Regions from separate parts of the Homo sapiens genome. Here regions 1, 2, 3, 4, 5 and 7 are each linked to region 6. A link is a contact called in ENCODE Hi-C or POLR2A ChIA-PET data. All regions are on one chromosome and are shown on one strand. Each heading gives the region's core, a stretch centred on a gene start or an enhancer-like site at or near the end of the contact. The rest is flanking DNA. Distances are from core to core; before and after follow the strand shown.

What was found. Hi-C counts contacts between places; a loop is a spot of excess contacts on that map. ChIA-PET counts read pairs that join two places held with the same protein, here RNA polymerase II (POLR2A). Pooled maps may share reads with other maps.
Region 1: a pooled map shows a loop between it and region 6 (12-fold over the local background). The contact joins the promoter of SKIC2 here to the promoter of BRD2 in region 6. A Hi-C loop is called at or near these places in 16 of 50 pooled maps. POLR2A ChIA-PET finds 5 or more read pairs at or near these places in 2 of 52 experiments (CD4-positive, alpha-beta memory T cell and HepG2).
Region 2: a loop to region 6 is called in a pooled map, with 8 times the contacts of the local background. The contact joins the promoter of SNHG32 here to the promoter of BRD2 in region 6. A Hi-C loop is called at or near these places in 2 of 168 maps with a recorded cell type or tissue (PC-9 and gastrocnemius medialis), 1 of 37 single-sample maps with no recorded cell type and 20 of 50 pooled maps. POLR2A ChIA-PET finds 5 or more read pairs at or near these places in 13 of 52 experiments (AG04450, CD4-positive, alpha-beta T cell, Caco-2 and 10 more).
Region 3: a map of psoas muscle shows a loop between it and region 6 (6-fold over the local background). The contact joins the promoter of HSPA1L here to the promoter of BRD2 in region 6. A Hi-C loop is called at or near these places in 4 of 168 maps with a recorded cell type or tissue (PC-9, ascending aorta, gastrocnemius medialis and 1 more) and 16 of 50 pooled maps. POLR2A ChIA-PET finds 5 or more read pairs at or near these places in 13 of 52 experiments (AG04450, CD4-positive, alpha-beta T cell, Caco-2 and 10 more).
Region 4: a loop to region 6 is called in a map of naive thymus-derived CD4-positive, alpha-beta T cell, with 27 times the contacts of the local background. The contact joins the promoter of EHMT2 here to the promoter of BRD2 in region 6. A Hi-C loop is called at or near these places in 1 of 168 maps with a recorded cell type or tissue (naive thymus-derived CD4-positive, alpha-beta T cell), 1 of 37 single-sample maps with no recorded cell type and 15 of 50 pooled maps. POLR2A ChIA-PET finds 5 or more read pairs at or near these places in 5 of 52 experiments (AG04450, CD4-positive, alpha-beta T cell, PC-3 and 2 more).
Region 5: a pooled map shows a loop between it and region 6 (29-fold over the local background). The contact joins the promoter of NEU1 here to the promoter of BRD2 in region 6. A Hi-C loop is called at or near these places in 1 of 37 single-sample maps with no recorded cell type and 7 of 50 pooled maps. POLR2A ChIA-PET finds 5 or more read pairs at or near these places in 7 of 52 experiments (CD4-positive, alpha-beta T cell, Caco-2, HepG2 and 4 more).
Region 7: a loop to region 6 is called in a pooled map, with 7 times the contacts of the local background. The contact joins the promoter of VARS1 here to the promoter of BRD2 in region 6. A Hi-C loop is called at or near these places in 5 of 50 pooled maps. POLR2A ChIA-PET finds 5 or more read pairs at or near these places in 6 of 52 experiments (A673, Caco-2, HEK293 and 3 more).

What each region holds. Positions count from the first base shown.
Region 1 is chr6:31,957,763-31,960,462 of GRCh38, forward strand. SKIC2 (SKI2 subunit of superkiller complex) reads left to right here and starts at 1,413. Exons shown (of 28, transcript NM_006929.5): 1 at 1,413-1,452; 2 at 1,535-1,638; 3 at 2,248-2,357; 4 at 2,458-2,575; 5 at 2,670-2,700. The coding sequence starts at 1,431. NELFE (negative elongation factor complex member E) reads right to left here and starts at 1,209. Exons shown (of 11, transcript NM_002904.6): 1 at 1,130-1,209; 2 at 610-692. The coding sequence starts at 684.
Region 2 is chr6:31,833,561-31,836,260 of GRCh38, forward strand. SNHG32 (small nucleolar RNA host gene 32) reads left to right here and starts at 1,356. Exons shown (of 4, transcript NR_160953.1): 1 at 1,356-1,640; 2 at 1,851-1,891. SNORD48 (small nucleolar RNA, C/D box 48) reads left to right here and starts at 1,703; the gene lies at 1,703-1,766. RefSeq lists an enhancer at 493-1,191.
Region 3 is chr6:31,813,935-31,816,634 of GRCh38, forward strand. HSPA1L (heat shock protein family A (Hsp70) member 1 like) reads right to left here and starts at 1,349. Exons shown (of 2, transcript NM_005527.4): 1 at 955-1,349. It overlaps HSPA1A (heat shock protein family A (Hsp70) member 1A), which reads left to right and starts at 1,609. Exons shown (of 1, transcript NM_005345.6): 1 at 1,609-2,700. The coding sequence starts at 1,823. RefSeq lists enhancers at 712-1,541, 2,248-2,700.
Region 4 is chr6:31,896,428-31,899,127 of GRCh38, forward strand. EHMT2 (euchromatic histone lysine methyltransferase 2) reads right to left here and starts at 1,271. Exons shown (of 28, transcript NM_006709.5): 1 at 1,209-1,271; 2 at 496-562; 3 at 179-397; 4 at 1-89. The coding sequence starts at 1,250. It also overlaps a transcript of C2 not described here. RefSeq lists enhancers at 414-1,110, 1,194-1,788.
Region 5 is chr6:31,861,449-31,864,148 of GRCh38, forward strand. It overlaps NEU1 (neuraminidase 1), which reads right to left and starts at 1,373. Exons shown (of 6, transcript NM_000434.4): 1 at 1,170-1,373; 2 at 551-743; 3 at 1-2. The coding sequence starts at 1,328. It overlaps SLC44A4 (solute carrier family 44 member 4), which reads right to left. Exons shown (of 21, transcript NM_025257.3): 21 at 1,744-2,300. The coding sequence ends at 2,179. RefSeq lists enhancers at 1,554-2,179, 2,180-2,700.
Region 6 is chr6:32,967,165-32,969,864 of GRCh38, forward strand. It overlaps BRD2 (bromodomain containing 2), which reads left to right and starts at 1,430. Exons shown (of 13, transcript NM_005104.4): 1 at 1,430-1,892. LOC124901302 (a long non-coding RNA gene) reads right to left here and starts at 1,357. Exons shown (of 3, transcript NR_190904.1): 1 at 981-1,357. RefSeq lists enhancers at 507-1,046, 2,345-2,700, 2,663-2,700.
Region 7 is chr6:31,794,440-31,797,139 of GRCh38, forward strand. It overlaps VARS1 (valyl-tRNA synthetase 1), which reads right to left and starts at 1,313. Exons shown (of 30, transcript NM_006295.3): 1 at 1,107-1,313; 2 at 392-811. The coding sequence starts at 778. RefSeq lists an enhancer at 911-1,765.

The sequences.
Region 1 (2,700 bases), core at 163-2,662, 1.0 Mb before region 6:
ATTTTGTGTTTTCAATGGATCATTTGAACAGGAGTGAAGAAGTCTGTTCAAAAAAAAAGACTGAGAAATTTGTTGAGAGACCATTACAATGGCCCACATGAATGTCAATAAAGCCCTGCTCGGGGGAATGCACAGTGAAGAATAAACAGGAAAAATTACTTCAAAAGAAGAAACAATAAGACTTGGCAAAGGTTTGACTATGCAAATAGTGGGGAAGTCAGAGTTTTGAGTCCAAACATGTGGCAGAATTGGTGTAGTCAATCTTATTTGGAAGATCAAGAATAGAAAGATGATAGCTTCAACACTGAGTATCTGAAGTTTTTCAGTATAACACTGGATAGAACTGGAAAAAACAAACTTGGGGATCATCAGCTCTTAAGCGGTACTAAAAGCCATGGGAAAGGAAGACAATCCATGGCAAATTGCATAGAAAAGACAGAAGGTCCACACCAAGGCTTGGGAAAGCCCACCTCTCGAAGCTACACTGTGAGGTGATATGTCTCTAGGTATGGGCCAGAAAAACTTCCCCATTCGCTCACACTCACCCCATATCTTCTCAGAGTGCAGAGTCTGTGAAAGGTTAGGCCATGTCCACACACAGTCCCTCACCTTTTTCTTGAGCTTGTTGAATTTCTTCTGCAGAGCCTCCTCTTCCTCGCTCAGTCCGGGGGGTATCACCAACATGGTGGCTCCTAGTTCAGGGGCAGGGCCCAAGACATCTTTCTCCACTGTTACCACCCGGGGTTCACACGCCGTCCACACTGTACCCAACCCCACCCCTTCAGGTCTGCCTACTCTTGTCTTTGGCTTTCCCTACCCCTTGCTTAAACCAGGCTGCTGTCCAAGCTCCCGCTGGTCGGGATCATCCAGCATTCCCTCCTGTCTCCAGGGATCACAGACACCAGCACCTTTAGGTACCATGTGGTTCAAGGAGGGACAAATATCCACTCCGTCGGAAAGACGATGGCACCCGACCCCCCTACCCTCGCTAGGGTAAGGACAACCGCGGGGTTTGAACGGCAGAGAAGGCGGTGGAGCCAGCGTAGCGCCCGCAGAGCAACGCAAAGAGGAAGAACAGAGAAACGGCTATGAGAAAAAGGGCCGAAGAGTGAGAAGCAGAGGGCCTTACCCGAGGGGGCGGCAACCGGGGGCCCCACGGTCTCCGGCCGCGCCCGCGCTGGCCGCTGATAGCGGGCTCACAACGATGACGTAGCGAGGAGCGGAAAACGCGGTAACCAAGGCGGCCCCAGGCGCGCACTTCCGCCCGGCCTTCCACCGGTCCAGGTCTGCCCCTCCGCAGCGATAGTTCACGCTCTCGGCGGGGCTGTACCGGAAGTTGCCTCTACTTCCGCCCGTTCCGGGGCGGGGCTTACTTCGCAGCGACTACTTGCCGCACTTCCGGGCTGCCAGGCAGCTGCTGTGGCTCCAGGATGATGGAGACAGAGCGACTTGGTGAGGGGGAGGGGAGGGAAATGGAACGGAGTAGCCGATATGGAATGAACTTTGACCCCTGACTTTTGACCTTTCCCCGTAGTGCTACCCCCTCCAGATCCCCTGGACCTACCCCTTCGGGCCGTGGAGCTCGGATGCACGGGGCACTGGGAGCTGCTGAACTTGCCTGGAGCTCCAGAGAGTAGCGTGAGTGACTTTTGACCCTAACCTTTGACCCGCATTGAGTCCAAACCTCCTTCACCCTCCTCACAGTAGGATCTAGCTTAACCTTGTTCATCTGTGCCTGTACTCCTGTCCATCCCAGCCTGAAGGGGTGCTGGACAGATTACAGCCCAGTGTACCTGCAGTACATGTGAGGACAGAGCAGAAAGGGCTGGGGATATTTTTGCTTTGAGAGCTGCTCTTTCAAATGTGGCATTTCTCCGTGGAGCTCCCTTCTGTATCCAAGCACCAGGGCACTTGGTGACTGAGATGATAGGCTTTGAGCCTCCAACCTTTCATCCTTAGGTCTGGGACCCCTTTTTCTAAAATCAGTGAGTCTCCAATTTCAGTGTGCTTCATGATTAGCCAGGGAGCTTTTTAAAAATGCACATTCCTAGGTCCAGCCTCCATGTTTCTGAAATCCAAAATCTGCCCCAGGTAATTCAGTAGCAGGTAGTTTTTGGCCAAGCCTGATTGTCCTAGTCTGTTTGACACATCTGCCATTTCTGATCTGAACACAAGTCCCATCATCTCTTTTGTCTGCATTTTATCCTCTTTCCTTACCTAATGCCTCTCATCTTGCCCTTGTTTCAGCTTCCCCATGGCCTCCCTCCTTGTGCCCCAGATCTGCAGCAAGAAGCAGAACAGTTGTTTCTGTCATCCCCAGCCTGGCTGCCTCTGCATGGTGTGGAGCACTCAGCCCGGTGAGGAGTCTGGAGGGGCTTAGACTAGGGTGATGGGTTCCTGAAGGAAGCTGGGACAGAGGAAGAAAGAAGACCCAAAAGTTACTATTTTTCTCTCCAGAAAATGGCAGAGGAAGACGGATCCCTGGTCTCTTTTGGCTGTCCTGGGAGCCCCAGTCCCATCCGACCTACAGGCCCAAAGACACCCAACCACAGGCCAGATACTGGGTTACAAAGAGGTAGGAGGTCAGGGGTCATGAGAAACAGTTGGGGAGAAGGGGAGGTGGTCAGAGACAAGCTCAGCCTCATTGGGGCTCTGATCTCTTGCCTTAGGTCTTGCTGGAGAACACAAATCTCTCGGCTA
Region 2 (2,700 bases), core at 106-2,605, 1.1 Mb before region 6:
AAAAAAGGAAGAGGCCAGGCTCGGTGGCTCACACCTATAATCCTGGCACTTTGTGGAGGCCTAGGCAGGCAAATCACCTGAAGTCAGGAGTTCGAGACCAGCCTGGCTTACATGGTGAAACCCTGACTCTACTAAAAATATAAAAATTAGCCAGGCATGGTTGTGTGCACCTGTAATCCTTGCTACTTCGGAGGCTGAGGCAGGAAAATCGCTTGAACCGAGGAAGCGGAGGTTGCAGTGAGCCGAGATCCCGCCACTGCTCTCCAGCCTGGGCAACAGAGTCAGACTCCGTCTCAAAAAAGAAAAAGATACCAACACACACAACACACATCACCAAACATCATACGCGTTTATAAATGGGGGCGATAGGAAAGGGTCCAGAAAGGATTTGAAATGACTTATGAGTTTCAATAATTTTTTTTTTTTTGAGACAGAGTCTCGCCCTGTCGCCCAGGCTGGAGTGCAGTGGCGCAATCTCGGCTCACTGCAAGCTCGGCGTCCTGGGTTCACGCCATTTTCCTGCCTCAGCCTCCCGAGTAGCTGGGACTACAGGCGCCGCCACCACACTCTGCTAATTTTTTTTTAGTAGAGACGGGGTTTCACCGTGTTAGCCAGGATGGTCTCGATCTCCTGACCTCGTGATCCACCTGCCTCGGCCTCTCAAAGTGCTGGGATTACAGGCGTGAGCCACCGCGCCCGGCCTAATTTTTAAATAAATAGAGACGGGGGTTGGGTGTCACTATTTGCCCAGGCTGGTCCCGAACTCCGGGCCTCAAATGATCCTCTGCCTGGGCCTGTCCAAAGTGTTGAGATTACAGGCGTGACCTATTACGTCCGACCTGCCTTTTGGGTTTTTGGTTTTTGTTTTGTTTTGTTTAATTGAAGGTTAGGGTGCCTGACAGTCTGCGGGATCGAACTGGGAGGCAAATTCAGATTTCGCTGGGGGAACGGAGTGCGAAGTGTCAGGGTAGCTGGACGCTAAACTGGCGCAGCTGCGCGCGCCCGCGCGCGCGCGGGAAGAGTCCCAGGGTCATTAACGGACCATGGGCTGCTGGGAAACGGCTTAGGAGCAGCACCCGGCTGGCGCTGGCCGGCCGGCGCCGGGGACTTTCTTCCGCCTGGCCAGACAGATCCCTGTTTTTTGTTTTTCAAAATTCAGAAAGCATCTCCGAATATTTGCCCAGAGGAGTGTGAAACATACTTTCCTGGTCTTTCTTTCACTTTGTTTTATTTCTGTGTGGACAAACAATGGGGAAAATGCCGCGCGTCTAGCCAGGCAGATAAGAAAACAACTATACCCGTCAGGCCCCCAACCCGGCGCCGCCATAAATGGCCCCGGCCTCGCCATTTTAGTTCTTTTTGCGAAGTGGGCTCGTGGGTTGGCAGTATGAGAGTTGTAATGGCCCGACTGTTGAGTGAGGGGGAGCAGGGGATCCCAACGGCTTGCGCTGCCTTTGCGCAGCAGCCGGCGGGCGGCCACGTCGCGGCCTGGCTGGGGTAGGAGAGGGCGGTCCCCAGTGCAGTTGGGTGAACTACCGTTGCACACTGGAGTTTCTGGTGTCTTTGCTTGGAACTGACCTAGCTCGTGGCAGGGGGAACTCGGCTAGCGGCCCCACAGCCCCTGCTGACTCAAAACAACTGTGAGTGGGGTTGGGCGAGTGATTGCAAAATGGGGGTGGCGGTCGCCCGGGGATAGGAAGGGAGTGATGATGACCCCAGGTAACTCTTGAGTGTGTCGCTGATGCCATCACCGCAGCGCTCTGACCGCCCCCTCGGTCCAGCATTTCTCAGGCTCAACGAGTTCATGGCCAAGATTCCTAATCTTTTGTTCTGTTTCATTTCCCCGTTAGGAGTTGTAAGACGTTCATCGCCGTGTTATCCTTGAGTAAAGGTGAGTATTAGGTGCGAGAGCCTTTTGAATGCCTCTTCGGAAAGCTTTGTTCCCAAGCAAGCTTTCGTTCATGGGCATTATGCGCCTCCCTGCCCTTTTTTTTTTTTTTTTTTTTGAGACAGTCTCGCCTTGTCACCCAGGCTGAAGTGCGGTGGCACGATCTCACTGCAACCTGCGCCTTCTGGGATCAAGCGATTCTCCTGCCTCAGCCTCCCGATTAGCTGGGATTACAGGCGCATGCCACCAAGCCTGGCTAATTTTTTGTATTTTTTAATAGATAAGGGGTTTCACTGTGTTAGCCAGGATGGTCTCGATCTGCTGACCTCGTGATCCGCCCCTCTCGGCCTCCCAAAGTGCTGGGATTACAGGCGTGAGCCACCGCGCCCGGCCTTTTTTTTTTTTTTTTTTTAAGACAGCCTCCCTGTCACCCTGGCTGGAATGCAGTGGCAAGAACACAATTCAGTGCGGCCTTCAACTCCCGGGTTTAACCGATTCTCCCACCTTAGCCAATTTTTTCCTTTTTTTTTTTTTTTTTTTGAGATGGAGTCTTGATCTTGTTGCCCGGGCTGGCAATGGTACGATCTCCCTGCAACCTCTGCCTCCCGGGTTCAATCGATTGTCCTGCCTCAGCCTGCCGATTAGCTGGGACTACAGGCCCGCGCCACCACACTCGGCTAATTTTTCTGTTTTTAGTAGAAGGGGTTTCACCATGTTGGCCAGGATGGTCTCCATCTCCTGACCTCGTGAGCCGCTGTGCCCGGCCACTTTTTCTTTTTTGAGCTATAATCCATGTACCACAGGTGGTGACT
Region 3 (2,700 bases), core at 99-2,598, 1.2 Mb before region 6:
CCTTCCTGGGATAATATTCTCTATTAGGGGTTCACCGGCAGTAAATTCCAGTCAGGCTGAAGATGACTGCTAGAAAACCACAAGCCTTCCAGTTTTCTCAAACGACATGGCACTCCAGACAGTATCTGTATCCTTCTCCTAAATAAAACTCCTGTTTTCTGGAGCCAATAACTGATCAATAAAGGGTTTAAGGGCGGGGGGCGGTGGCTCACGCCTGTAATCCCAGCACTTTGAGAGGCCGAGGCGGGCGGATCACGGGGTCAGGAGAACGAGACCATCCTGGCTACCATCCTGGCTAACACGGTGAAACCTCGTCTCTACTAAAAAATAGAAAAAATTAGCTGGGCGTGGTGGCGGGCGCCAGTAGTTCCAGCTACTCGGATGGCTGAGGCAGGAGAATAGCTTGAACCCGGGAGGTGGAGCAATTAGCCGGGCGCGGTGGCGGGCGCCTGCAGTCCCTGCTACTCGGAAGGCTGAGGCAGGAGAATGGCCTGAACTCGGGAGGCAGAGCTTGCAGTGAGCCAAGATCGTGCCACTGCACTCCACCCTGGGCGACAGAGCGAGACTCCGTCTCAAAAAAAAAAAAAAAATTAAAAATAAATAAATAAAAATAAAATAAAGGGTTTAGTGTCTATCCCTCTCCACACCGCAGATTCCTAGGCCGCACTCCCTTTCCCCCGCTTCCCAGTTACCCCGCCTCCCCCTTACCCCGCCTTCCCCGCCTCCCCATTTCCCCGACAGGCCGCACTCCCTTCCCCCGCCTCCCCCATTCTGGCTGCTCCGACCAATCAATCTGAAGCCATCTTAGCTTTCCCCAAGTGCTCCTCCTACCCGGATCAGCCAACGCCCACATACCTCAGGCTTAAACCAACTAGGGAACTTTCCAGTACTTTCCCAAACAAGGACCTACTGAGCCTTTCAGGTTCACAATCAATCAGATCCCTACTGGCTCACCTAGTCTCCCGACGCCTTCGCTTCAGTTTGGAAACGTCCAGATTACGCAGCCCCAGCGAGTAGGTGGGGGCTCCCTCAATATCAAACTGCACAACCGGGGTCCCCCCACCCCCCACCCCGTCCCTCCCTGCAAATTTGAGACGGCTCCAACTCAGTAATCTTTTTCCAAACTGGCCCATGAGGTCAGAGACAGTATCTCCATTGTAACGTGGCCGGGCGGTGTCAACACAAACGCCCCCACCCTCCCCTGGACGCGCGTAACCCGCTCCCCGCACCAGCCCCCTGCCCACAACTGCGCAGGCCCAGCAAGCCCCCACAATTAAAAGCCCAGCGCCGACCCTTCCTGTCAATTAGGCGCTGAAGCGCAGGCGGTCAGCATCGCCATGGAGACCAACACCCTTCCCACCGCCACTCCCCCTTCCTCTCAGGGTCCCTGTCCCCTCCAGTGAATCCCAGAAGACTCTGGAGAGTTCTGAGCAGGGGGCGGCACTCTGGCCTCTGATTGGTCCAAGGAAGGCTGGGGGGCAGGACGGGAGGCGAAAACCCTGGAATATTCCCGACCTGGCAGCCTCATCGAGCTCGGTGATTGGCTCAGAAGGGAAAAGGCGGGTCTCCGTGACGACTTATAAAAGCCCAGGGGCAAGCGGTCCGGATAACGGCTAGCCTGAGGAGCTGCTGCGACAGTCCACTACCTTTTTCGAGAGTGACTCCCGTTGTCCCAAGGCTTCCCAGAGCGAACCTGTGCGGCTGCAGGCACCGGCGCGTCGAGTTTCCGGCGTCCGGAAGGACCGAGCTCTTCTCGCGGATCCAGTGTTCCGTTTCCAGCCCCCAATCTCAGAGCGGAGCCGACAGAGAGCAGGGAACCGGCATGGCCAAAGCCGCGGCGATCGGCATCGACCTGGGCACCACCTACTCCTGCGTGGGGGTGTTCCAACACGGCAAGGTGGAGATCATCGCCAACGACCAGGGCAACCGCACCACCCCCAGCTACGTGGCCTTCACGGACACCGAGCGGCTCATCGGGGATGCGGCCAAGAACCAGGTGGCGCTGAACCCGCAGAACACCGTGTTTGACGCGAAGCGGCTGATTGGCCGCAAGTTCGGCGACCCGGTGGTGCAGTCGGACATGAAGCACTGGCCTTTCCAGGTGATCAACGACGGAGACAAGCCCAAGGTGCAGGTGAGCTACAAGGGGGAGACCAAGGCATTCTACCCCGAGGAGATCTCGTCCATGGTGCTGACCAAGATGAAGGAGATCGCCGAGGCGTACCTGGGCTACCCGGTGACCAACGCGGTGATCACCGTGCCGGCCTACTTCAACGACTCGCAGCGCCAGGCCACCAAGGATGCGGGTGTGATCGCGGGGCTCAACGTGCTGCGGATCATCAACGAGCCCACGGCCGCCGCCATCGCCTACGGCCTGGACAGAACGGGCAAGGGGGAGCGCAACGTGCTCATCTTTGACCTGGGCGGGGGCACCTTCGACGTGTCCATCCTGACGATCGACGACGGCATCTTCGAGGTGAAGGCCACGGCCGGGGACACCCACCTGGGTGGGGAGGACTTTGACAACAGGCTGGTGAACCACTTCGTGGAGGAGTTCAAGAGAAAACACAAGAAGGACATCAGCCAGAACAAGCGAGCCGTGAGGCGGCTGCGCACCGCCTGCGAGAGGGCCAAGAGGACCCTGTCGTCCAGCACCCAGGCCAGCCTGGAGATCGACTCCCTGTTTGAGGGCATCGACTT
Region 4 (2,700 bases), core at 21-2,520, 1.1 Mb before region 6:
TTTTCCCGCCCCTGTCATTGACATCTTGGCCCGGCTAGGACAGGAACCCCCCTTGCTGGGGGAAGAGGGGAATGACTTTGTGGCATGGCCTAGAAAACAGGCAAGCAAAAGGCAAGATAAGAAAGAAGGCAAGAGTCAGAAATTTCCCACCAACCCCCCAGGCTACCCAGCCTCTCACCCAGCAGGATCCGGCCCCCACGGAGGTCCCCATCTCCCTCAAGATTCTCAGATTCATCCCCAATGAGTGGTGTAGCCCCTACAGGGGTGTCAGCCCCCTCATCACCAACAGTGACAGTGACAGAGGCTGGAGATGAGGGGCCAGCAGGCTCCAGGGAGTCGGGGGTGGCCTTGGGCAGGGTTTCTTCACTACGAGGGGTGTCCCCCAAAGAGCCATGAACTGTAGAGGAAGAGAAAAAGTTCAGAGCTAAGGGCTCAGGAGATCCTGTGTTTAGGGAAGGTGACGGTCCAATTGGGGCCCGTTTTAGCTGCACTCACCTCTCTCGGTGGCTCCTCTGGTTTCCTTCTCCAGCAGCAGCGCCCCCATCTCAGCGGGGGCCTCCCCCTGGGAGGGGAGACAAGGGACAGGAGGGCTGGTCAGCCCAGTAGAGAGTTGGGGGGTCCAGGATGCCTGGGCCCTGGGAAGAGAGAGTAGGCTCCGGGGCCTACCTCTTCCTCTGTGGGGCCCCCCCCTTCCGCGGCCTCGGCTGCCCGGAGGGGCCGCACGACCCCTCCCCCGGGCCCGCATCAACCCCCTCCCTCTCGGTAGACCCCGCATCTCTGGGGCCGAGAGAAGAGGAGGGGGAGGGGGCGGGGCCTCCGCGCCCCGGCCCCGCCCCCTCCTCCCGGCTGCACGCGCCGCTCCCCCTTTGTCCCCCAGGCCGCGGGGACCCCGGGCACCAACCCCTCCAGCACCCGCTGCCCCCCAGCCCGGTGGACGGCCCCTCGTGCCCCTCACGCGTGCTCCTGGGGCCCCGGCGCCCGTCGCCCACTCAGGGGCAGCCGGCGGCTGCACGCGCGCCTCCGTGCCCACTCCCCCCACCTCCCACACCCTGGTCCCCTCATCCGCCCCCGGTGCTGGCCCCCTGGATTGCTGCAAGTCCCGCCCGGGCCCCCCGGCCCCGTTGCACCCCCGGAGCATTGCACGGGCGCGCGCTTCCCCCGGGCGCGCGCGCGGGCATGCACCCGCCTCTCCCCCTCCCCTTCCGCACCTCGGCGGCCGCCGCCGCTGCAGCTCCCGCCGCCGCCGCCATCGCCGCTTGCGCTGGGGGCCGAGCCGGCGCGCGGCCGCCCCGGGTCACGTGGGCGAGGGAGGGAGGGCGAGGAGGAGCCTTAAAGGAGCCGCTACATGCTTTTTGGCCATTTTCCCCTGAGAGCGGCCTCGGAGATGGCTGTGACTGTCCTAAGCTGGGAGCTGCAAGGGAGAATTCCTGTCATTCCTGGCCTCAGTTCTGCAGGGACCGAGGGCGAGACACGCCTGGGCCCAGGTGTGGCGTCTCTGTCCCCATCTGGTTTTAGGTAACAAGCGGAGCTTCTGAACTTCTCGGCTCTCGGCAGCGGCTGTATTTCCTCTGGCCTGGTTGGGCTTTTCCCGCCTCTGGTTGCTTTTCTGCCTTTCTAGTTTTTGGGTTACCAGATAGAAGGCTTGGCCTCAGTTTTGGCCTCGCCTTTTTGCTCTTTCTAACGAGCACGAAGGGGCGATAGGGACGCGGAGGACACCTTTATTCTTGGCTGGTTCTAGCATGCTGCTTCATGTCCCCTGGAGCAGCGTGCCCTTCTGAAAACCTGTGGCTAAATGTCTCTTCTGTTTATATCAGGCGTGTTACACCTTCACACGCACTAGGGATCCAGGTAAGCCCAGCGGCCCGAACGTCATTACTGACTGGTGACACTGCAGTAAGTAAACCTTTTTTGCCGAACACTTCATAAGCACAGTCAGGTACTCCGTGGGTCATAGCCCAGCGGACAATTTAAGTATAAATGATATACACCAAGATAGACAATCTCGATAGCTGTATTTAGGGTACCATCCCTTTAGGTATTACGTTTTGGTCGAGTTTGGAAAAGATCTGTATGATTTCACACGCAGTATTTGACACAGGCAGGTGGGGCACCTGAGGCCAATTAAAGGCCTTCTGGGAACTGTAGTTCTCTTTGGTTAACTATTCCAGAGCTTTCTGGGAATTGTAGTTTTCCCTGCACCTTAATCCAAACTTAGCTTTTTTTTTTTTTTTTTAGCTTTCCTGAAGACATGACCTATTTACCCCAGACAAAATATGACCAAACAGACTCCTGCTTACAATTTCCGTGGGCAGGTTGGCCACCTGTAGCTCATCCCTAGCACTGATCCTAAGTCCCTCAAATAGAGTTCATGTGCATCCCCACGACTGCCAATCACTTGTACTGTGAGGTACCTGGCTAAGTGTTGAGATTGCAGAACTGGTGGAGGGCTGGGGGTGGGGACTTGGGGGAGTCCCTGACCAGAGGAGCTCACTTGTCACACTCCTCTCCCATGTTTAGGGCTGGGCTCCTTCAGGCAAGGGATATGCAGAGTTGTGACCTCTAGGTATTAAGAACGCAGCATCACAGGGAGAGGCTGTCTAGGGCAGGATAGTCATGTACACGCAGTTGCCAGAGTGTAAAGGAAAAAAAAAAGTTTTTTTTTGTTTTTTATTTTGTGGAAAACAAAAGCAGAAAAACTAA
Region 5 (2,700 bases), core at 123-2,622, 1.1 Mb before region 6:
GCCTGAAAAAAATTGGAGGAAGAAACCCAGAGTGAGCACTCTGCAGGTACCCTTTCTACCACTTCCCGTTAATTTCCCACCTTCTGCTAGGGACCTCAGGCCTTCCGATGGTCCCAGGGTGCAATCCAACACTTGCACTATCTATACCTCTTGTCCTGTTTTATTTTTCTCCATTGCATTTATCACCTTGCAACAGACAAAAAAGTTTACTTGTTTATTATGCTTGTCTGTCTCCTTCCAGTACAATTTAAATCCTGAGGGCAGAGATTTTTGATCTGTTTTGTTCGTGGCTATATTCATGAAACCTAAAATAGTGCCTGGTATAGGTATATAGTACCCAATAAATGTTTGCTAAGTGAATGTCCAACTCCTTGGTGATCCCAATTTCCAGATCACTGTCCTAGACACTTGCCCTTCTCGGGTTCCCTCTACCCCTCAGGGACTCAGGCAACCAACCCTCTAAGTTCCCCTATCCTCAGGGCCCTTGGGCTCATTGGGCTGCCCACCCATCCAACCTAGCACCGGCTCTTTCACCCAGACATCTTTATACCCTGGTCCATGGACCTCCGCAGGGCGATGAACTTGGCCCCCTCATCGGATGAGGACATTTTCCTCGCCTCAGCAAAGGCGAGAAGAGTGCCCCGCGGAGTGGCTGTGATGAGCGGGATGCGGAAGGTGTCCACTGAGCCGATCTGTCTCCCGCTCACCCACAGCAGTTGCTCCATGGTCACCAGCGGCTGCACCTGTCATGGGAGGAGGAAGGGTCAACAAAGACAAACTTGTCTTGGGGGTTTTAGGAACCCACGTTCCGATGGGAGAGGGAGGATCTAATGGGGATCCCGAGTAGGGGATGGGGTCCCAGAACAAGAAAGAGGAACACGAAGGGGAGTTTGGAGCGAAGCTGGAGGCTCGGAGCAGGGGAGGGTCTACGAAAGGAGAAGGCGCCTTCAGGGAGGGAAGGGGACCCCAAAAGAGGAAGGGGCTCGAATGAGGAGAAGGACGGGGACCCGGAGAGGGAGAGGGGCTGGGAGCGGTAGGAGGAAACGGGGTCTGGGAGAAAGAAAAGGGTCCTGTCGCGGAAAGTCGGCTCAGCCGCCCGCGTTCCGGGGGACACTAGGTGTCGATCACCTGCGCGGGTCGGGGATGGGGCTATGCAAAGGGTGACTCACCAGACCGAAGTCGTTCTCAGCCTTGGACCAGGAGGCTGCCAGAGACAGCAGCAGGAAGATCGCGGCAAACACCCAAACCCTACAGCCTCCCCAGAAGCCCAGAATCCGCGGCCCCCAGCGTCTGTCCGGGAGCGCCGTGCTGGGTCGCTCCCCAGTCATCTCTCCCCGCAGCTGCCGCGACCCTGGCAGCTAGACTCCACAGAGTCGGGAGTCAGCTGACCCGGACCCTTTAAAGCGCAGATGTCACCCTTAAGCCCGCCCCGGTCTGGAGGCCCCGCCGCGCTTCCCGGACTCTAATTGGTCTTCAAGTAGCTCATCTCCTCCCACGTGATCACGCAGCATCTCGAAGCTTGCCCTTCCGATTGGCCCTCTTGGAGGCCCTCTTGGAGGCCCGGAGCGCGTGACCCGAACGGGAAGCGGACTGGCTGGGGTGAAGAAGGGACTGGCACCATCCTTATTGGGCTTTTTGATTGGCCGCGGCACCAGGACACGTCACAGGGGCGGGGCCGATTTTAAAGAGCCGGGCGCGGAAAAAAAAAGGCCGCCTGTCGTCGTGGAGAGAATGAGTCACAGATTTACTGAGTTAACAAAATATCTTTAATAAAATCTTTTTGTTTGTTTGTTTTGTTTTGGAGACAGAGTCTGTCACCCAGGTTGGAGTGCAGTGGCGCGATCTCGGCTCACTGCAACCTCTGCCTCCCGGGTTCAAGCGATTCTCCTGCCTCAGCCTCCCGAGTAGCTGGGATGACAGGTGCATGCCACCACTCTCGGCTAATTTTTGTATTTTTAATAGAGACGGAGGTTTCACCATGTTGGCCAGGCTGGTCTCGAACTCCTGACTCAGGTGATCCGCCCGCCTCAGCCTCTCAAAGTGTTGGATTACAGGCGTGAGCCACGGCGCCTGGCCTAAAACCTTTTTTTACCACAAAATGGAGACCTGTAAGGCGAAGTGAGGTTGGATGGCTGGACGGTGGGGGTGGGGTGCAGTCCTGGATCAGGGCCGGAGCTGTCACTTCTTCCTCTTCTTGTTGTCCGGGGGCGCCTCGTTCTTCTTGCCCAGAATCTTTAGAAGGCTCTTGGACATGTAGTAGGGCCGGTCCAGGGAGCCGTTGTTCCGCTCCAGGTCTTCCACTGAGCCGCAACAGAGACCGGTTAGAGCGGACCCTGGGGCCAGGAAATCGGGGACTGGGAGGCAAGCTGCCTGCGGGATTTGGAATCCAAGCTGCACCACCACCCTTACCCCCGGGCAGGTTATGTAATCTCAGTTTCCTCCTGTGAAGTGGGGTCGGGAATATTATGTTGCATAGAGCGATGATAAGAATTAGCGGAAAAAATGCATGTCAGTCGCTTAGGAGGAGACTGGCAAACCCTGAATGGATGCATGCTGTAGAGTAAGAAAATCCCCTGCCGCTACAGCCACCTGCTGGGAAGTCTCTCTAATGGCTCTTTTTTTTTTTTAATCTTTTTTCTTTGTTTTGAGACGGAGTCTTGCTGTCGCCCAAGCTGAAGTGCAGTAGCGCAATCTCGGCTC
Region 6 (2,700 bases), core at 180-2,679:
ACACAAATAGGAAAAGAAACAAGTGAGAGTGGTATAGAAGTCAAGGGTAGAGAGAATGTCAGGAAGGAAACATGATCAAATGTCGAATGCCTCAGAGGTCAAATAAAGTGAGAACTGTAAAGTGCTTCCTGACTTTGCCAGTTAGGAGGTTCTTGGTGACATCTGCCAGAAAAGTTTTGGTGGTAGCAGCCTGACAGAGGTAGCTTGAAGAGTGGGGATGGGGAAAGAGAATGTGACAAAGAATTGAGATAGTAAGGATAATTTCAATTTCAGGTCTTGGCTGTGCAAGGAAGCCGAGAGACATGAGTCTCTAAGAGGGCACGATATTGAGAGGGTTGTTATCTTTCTGTCAGCGGGGAAACCAAGAGAAAAGTTTAAAAAGGTCAAAAGGGGGAGAAGGGAAGACAGCTTCCGGGTAACAGAGAAGGTTGACCAGGTCAATAGTAAAGGATTTCCTCAAACCGAAGGGAGGACCTCTAGTGAAATGAGAAAGGAATACACAATTGACCCAGTTTGCAGGTGGGAAATGGGAAGCCAGTTCTGCAAATTGGCCTTTCTGTTCTGTGAAGTGCCATCTGTCGGTGAGGAGAGATTAGGGTCTGCAGCGTGAAAATCTGGACCATACTCTGGGTAATCAAGGGAGAGGTTATCGGCTAATGACAAATTAAAGGCTTACTTTTTAGCTGGCAACTGAATCACCATAACATTTTATGTTACCAGTTCCAAAATTTTGGGGGGAATTCACTCAAGCTTGGGAGAGGAGAGATCATAACTTTAAGAGTATAAGAGGTTTAAACGGTCCACTACGAAATAAATAGAGAAGGAAAAGTTATCAGCTGGTAAATATCGTAGAAGGTAGAGCGGTCCAGGGACTCACAGGTCTCACTAAAGAAAAGTCTAGCGTAGGTTCACGGCACGGAGAGATTTTAAGGCTGCCTAAGACTAAAGCCAAATACGAAGTCCACATCTGCGGTCCGCACCTTATCTCTCCGCGCGGCAGGCGCGACGAGGGCGAGAAACTCCCTCTCCAGTGGTCGCACCACACGACACCAGGGAAGGGGCCCCTCTCTCCAGACCCTCATATCTCCAGGTCCAGGCCCCATTTTCCTCCGCTGACAGCTCAGCAGCGTGCGCTTCCGCTGGATTCAGGCCAGGACCAGCGAAGCCGCACCTTACACCCACCGAGGAGGAAACAAGCCTGGCCACCCGAGGCTACCCCGCTAGGCCGCGGGTAGTGGGGGAGGGGGCGCTGAGGCAGGAGGTCAGCACCCGGGCGCGGGCTCCCGCCCCACGAAAAGCGCGCGCTCCAAGCCCCGCCGCCGGAGATGCGGTTCCGGTCCGGACGCCTGCGCACTACGGCTCTCCCCGCAGCCTCTGGCCCTCCTTCCCCCTCCCCCAGTCAGGGCGCACCCTTGCGCCTGCGCTGTGTGTGTTCCTGGTCTGCGGCAGCCATGCTGAACTCGTATGGAGAGGCGAGTGGGGGGGACAGAGTCCAGGACTGCGGGATAGGAAGCTGGGGATATGGACAAGCAGCAGCGTTATAGCGCTCTGGGTTTCGGGACATAGGCCTGGGCCATGCGGCCCCCTTGGCCCCTTGGCGCGACCCCCAGGAACGTTCGGAAAGCTGGTCCTCGTGGCTGGGGGAAAGGCGGGGGGTGGGGGGGAAGCGGGCACGTGACCCCGGTCAGCCAATCTGGGTGCTGCTGACGTGGCCGCGCGGCCCCGATGCTCTCCCCACCCCCCCAGCCCGTTCGGGAAGGGAGGGGCTGGGGGCTACGCCCCCTCCCCCAGCACGGCTTCGTTTTCTGGGGGGGGGTTGACACCCCGGATTACATACCCCGTACCAAGCCGAGGGCAACTTTGGAGGCCCCCTGGAAGGCTTTAGGATCCAGGTGAGAAGGGGCCCTTGTGGGGCGGAGATGTCAGTCAAGTGCTTAACCAATGGTGGGGAGTCCGGGAGGGGGATTCTTGGGGTTCAGGAAAGAATCCTGAGAGTGGGAAGATTTGTCCTTCAAACCTTTTACAGCCAATGGGAGCGTGGAGGGGGGGCGAGCGGGAGAGGGCCATGGGGGGGGAGGGGAATGGCCAGCCTCATGCCTCCGTACCCATTGGAGGGCAAAGGGGTTAGGGGGCGGTGTGGCCCCCCCTATTCCATTCGTCCCCTGGGGGTACAGCAGCCGGGAGCCAGGTGAGAAGGGATCCATCGGCGGCCGAGGGAGGGGTGACCTGGCGGTGGGCTGAGGAGTGGTGGCTGTGGCCCCTACCCGTGGATGTGAATGCTTTAGGAGTTGGCCACCCATGTTGTGAACTGAGGTTGTTCCCAGGCGCCAACTTCCTTTCTCCCCAGAGCCTCTGGAGGGAGCATTGCTGTGCGCCCTTTGTGTCCGCGGTAGGGGAGCTCCAGTCGTCACACCGCAGGCTGGAGGTTACGCTTCGAGTCGCTTACCGAATTTGTGTGCATTCACGTGGACACGGCCTGTGGGGCCTTTTGCCCCTGTAGGGTCTTTACTGAGCACGTGTCTACTCCAGGCTGGGGTGCTTACAAGCTGAAAGCTTGAGGTCTGCTTAGGAACAGAAACCAGGCCCAAGGTGGGTGCTGGCAGTAGGGGGTCTAGACAGCATGGTCTGAGATGCGAGGGAGGCTCGGGACCTGGAATGATTTCACAGCTCCCAAGGTTTCGGGTTTCTCCAGGGTGGCCT
Region 7 (2,700 bases), core at 63-2,562, 1.2 Mb before region 6:
CCTCCCAGCAATTGTCATCTCTCCCTCACCCAGTCTTTTCCTACAATTCAAATAACTTCTATCCTCATCAATTTCAGACTCATCAAACTTTTACTAAGAGACTTTAAAAGTGCCTGGCACTAAACTATGTGCTCTGCGCACATCTTTTAATCCTATTAACTCAGTGAGGCAAGCATTACATCAACTTGCCTGCGTGTTCATAGACATAGGAAGACCAAGACACAGCGGGTCTATGAAACGTGCCCAGGGTTACCATACCAGTTGGCAATCTGGGATTTGATCACTCTTTTCCCACATCTGATGTACTACCTTCTTGTCTCATTGTCCATTCCAGTCCTCGCTTCCCTCCTCTGAATTTCTCCCCTCCCCCTCTTCTGTACAACCCCCTCACCTGGGGGTCCTGGGCCGAGCTTCGGAGTCCCAGGGCCGGCAGCGTTGCTCCACAGGCAGCTGGTATTAACTCCGTGTCGGCGTAACTGACCCACTGTTGGACAAGGACAGCCGCCCGGCTGCCCCCTGGGCCCCCCAGGCCTGCTGGCCACAGCAGCTGGGCCACAGCCGTGGCCCCCCACACCCAGAGCCCACCGGGCCCCTGCTCCAGGGCCGGCAGGCGGGGTGGGGGAAAGGGAGTCCTGCTAGTCGGGGGTGGCTGGAGACAGATGCGGGGGTGGGCTCCTCCCCATCCGGGACCCTCCCCAGCCTCCCCATAGCGAGCGGCTATGAGGGCTCGGAGGCTGGGGAAGGCATCTGGGTGAGGGGAGACGTAGAGGGTGGACATAGTTATGAGAAGGTCCGAACGAAGTGGAAAAACCTAAGGAGAAAGAGAGACAGGGGAAGACTGCGGGATCGAGGTGGGTCCTATGTTTGAGTAGAGAGGGGACCCTCACGGGAGCTCCTTCGCCGCAGACACCCGAGTCCCATAGGACTGAGGGTCTGACCAGGCAGGCTGTCAGGAGCCGAGGACCTGGCTCTCAGAGGGGCAGTGTCAGTGGGGAGTTCCTGGGGAAGAGGAACTATCCACCATCGCGGGGCTTCGGGGAGTGTGGAAGGCTCTCAGGAGCGGGTCGGCGTCTGGTTGGATGCGGGTTCGAGCCGCGTGTACGTACTGGAGGGAGATGGTCAGACTGGGCCGGGAATCCACCTCACAGCCAGGCGCCGGCCGCGGCTGGACCGGCCGAGCGGCCCGGGCGGAGGAGTCGAGCGGGCAGAGACGGTGGGCGGCTCTCCAGGTGACCCTAGTTCCCTAAGATCGCCGCCCCGGCAGCCGGCGCCCACGTGTTCCCCCCTTTGTGACAGGGAGCGTTTCCGGGCCTGCGGGTCCTGGCGGGGGCGGCCGTGCCCCGCCTGCGAGTGCGCGCCCGCCGTGTCCGACACTGCCCCGGGGGCCGCGCGGCTCGCCGCCCGCCGGTCTCACGAGGAACAGCGCGGGGCGCGGGGCGCTGGGCGCGGACGCAGGACGAGAGGACACCCCTGAGCACGACGCTCCCGTCAGGCGCCGCCACGGGCACCTTGTGCGGGTCCTCGGCCGGGTGGCGAGGGCGGCGCCCAGCGGGCAGCTAGGGAACTGGCCCAAGAGGGTCGGCCGGCCCTGCCGGTGGAGGGCGTTCCCCACCCGGTAGCGGGGAGGTGCCCAGCAGGGAGCCGCCTGATGAGGACCGAAGGGGAGGTCCATTTGCCGAGGCCCTGGCGTCCAGCTTCCTCTTTGAGCCTCATCTCCTCATGTATGAAAAAAGGGTGACGGCCGGGCGCAGTGGCTCACGCCTATAATCCCAGCACTTTGGGAGGCCGAGGTGGGCGGATCACCTGAGGTCAGAAGTTCAAGACTAGCCTGGCCAAGGTGGTGAAAGCCCGTCTCACGCCTGTAATCCCAGCACTCTGGGAGGCCAGGGCGGGTGGATCACCAGGTCAGGAGTTCAAGACCAGCCAGGCCAAGATGGTGAAACCCCGTCTCTACTAAAAATACAAAAATTAGCCAGGTGTGGTGGCAGGCGCCTGTAATCCCAGCTACCCCGGAGCCTGAGGCAGGGAATTGCTTGAACCCTGGAGGTTGAGGTTGCAGTGAACTGAGATCGTGCCACTGCACTCCAGCCTGGCGACAGAGCTGCAGTATTTGTAAAAATACAAAAATTAGCCAGGCGTGGTGGCACACACCTGTAAGCCCAGCTACTTGGGAAGCTGAGGCAAGAAGATCACTTGAACCTGGGAGGCGGAGATTGCAGAGCTAAGATCACACCACTGCAGTCCAGCCTGGGTGACAAAGTGAGACTCCATCTCAAAAAAAAAAAAAAAAAAAAAAAATTAGCCGGGCATGGTGGTGGGCATCTGTAATCCCAGCTACTCAGGAGCTGTGGCAGGAGAATCGCTTGAACCGGGAGGCGGAGGTTGCAGTGAGCCAGACCAAGCCAGTGCACTCCACCCTGGGCAACAGAGTGAGACTCCCGTCTCAAAAACAAAAAGGAGGGTCACACTAGATGGTCTCTAAGGGTCCCTTAAGGCTGAGAAGTCTCATCTGTATCATGAACTCATATTTGCTGAATGAGTGAATGAAGTTTAGTAATTCCCAGTCACAACTTTTCTCTAAAATATAAATTACATCACTTGTATTTATCTTCTATACATATTCAGAAAACATGAACTGATTTGGTTGGATTGGTGAAGTCTGGTAGCATGAAATGTATCTTATGACACTATCACATTAAT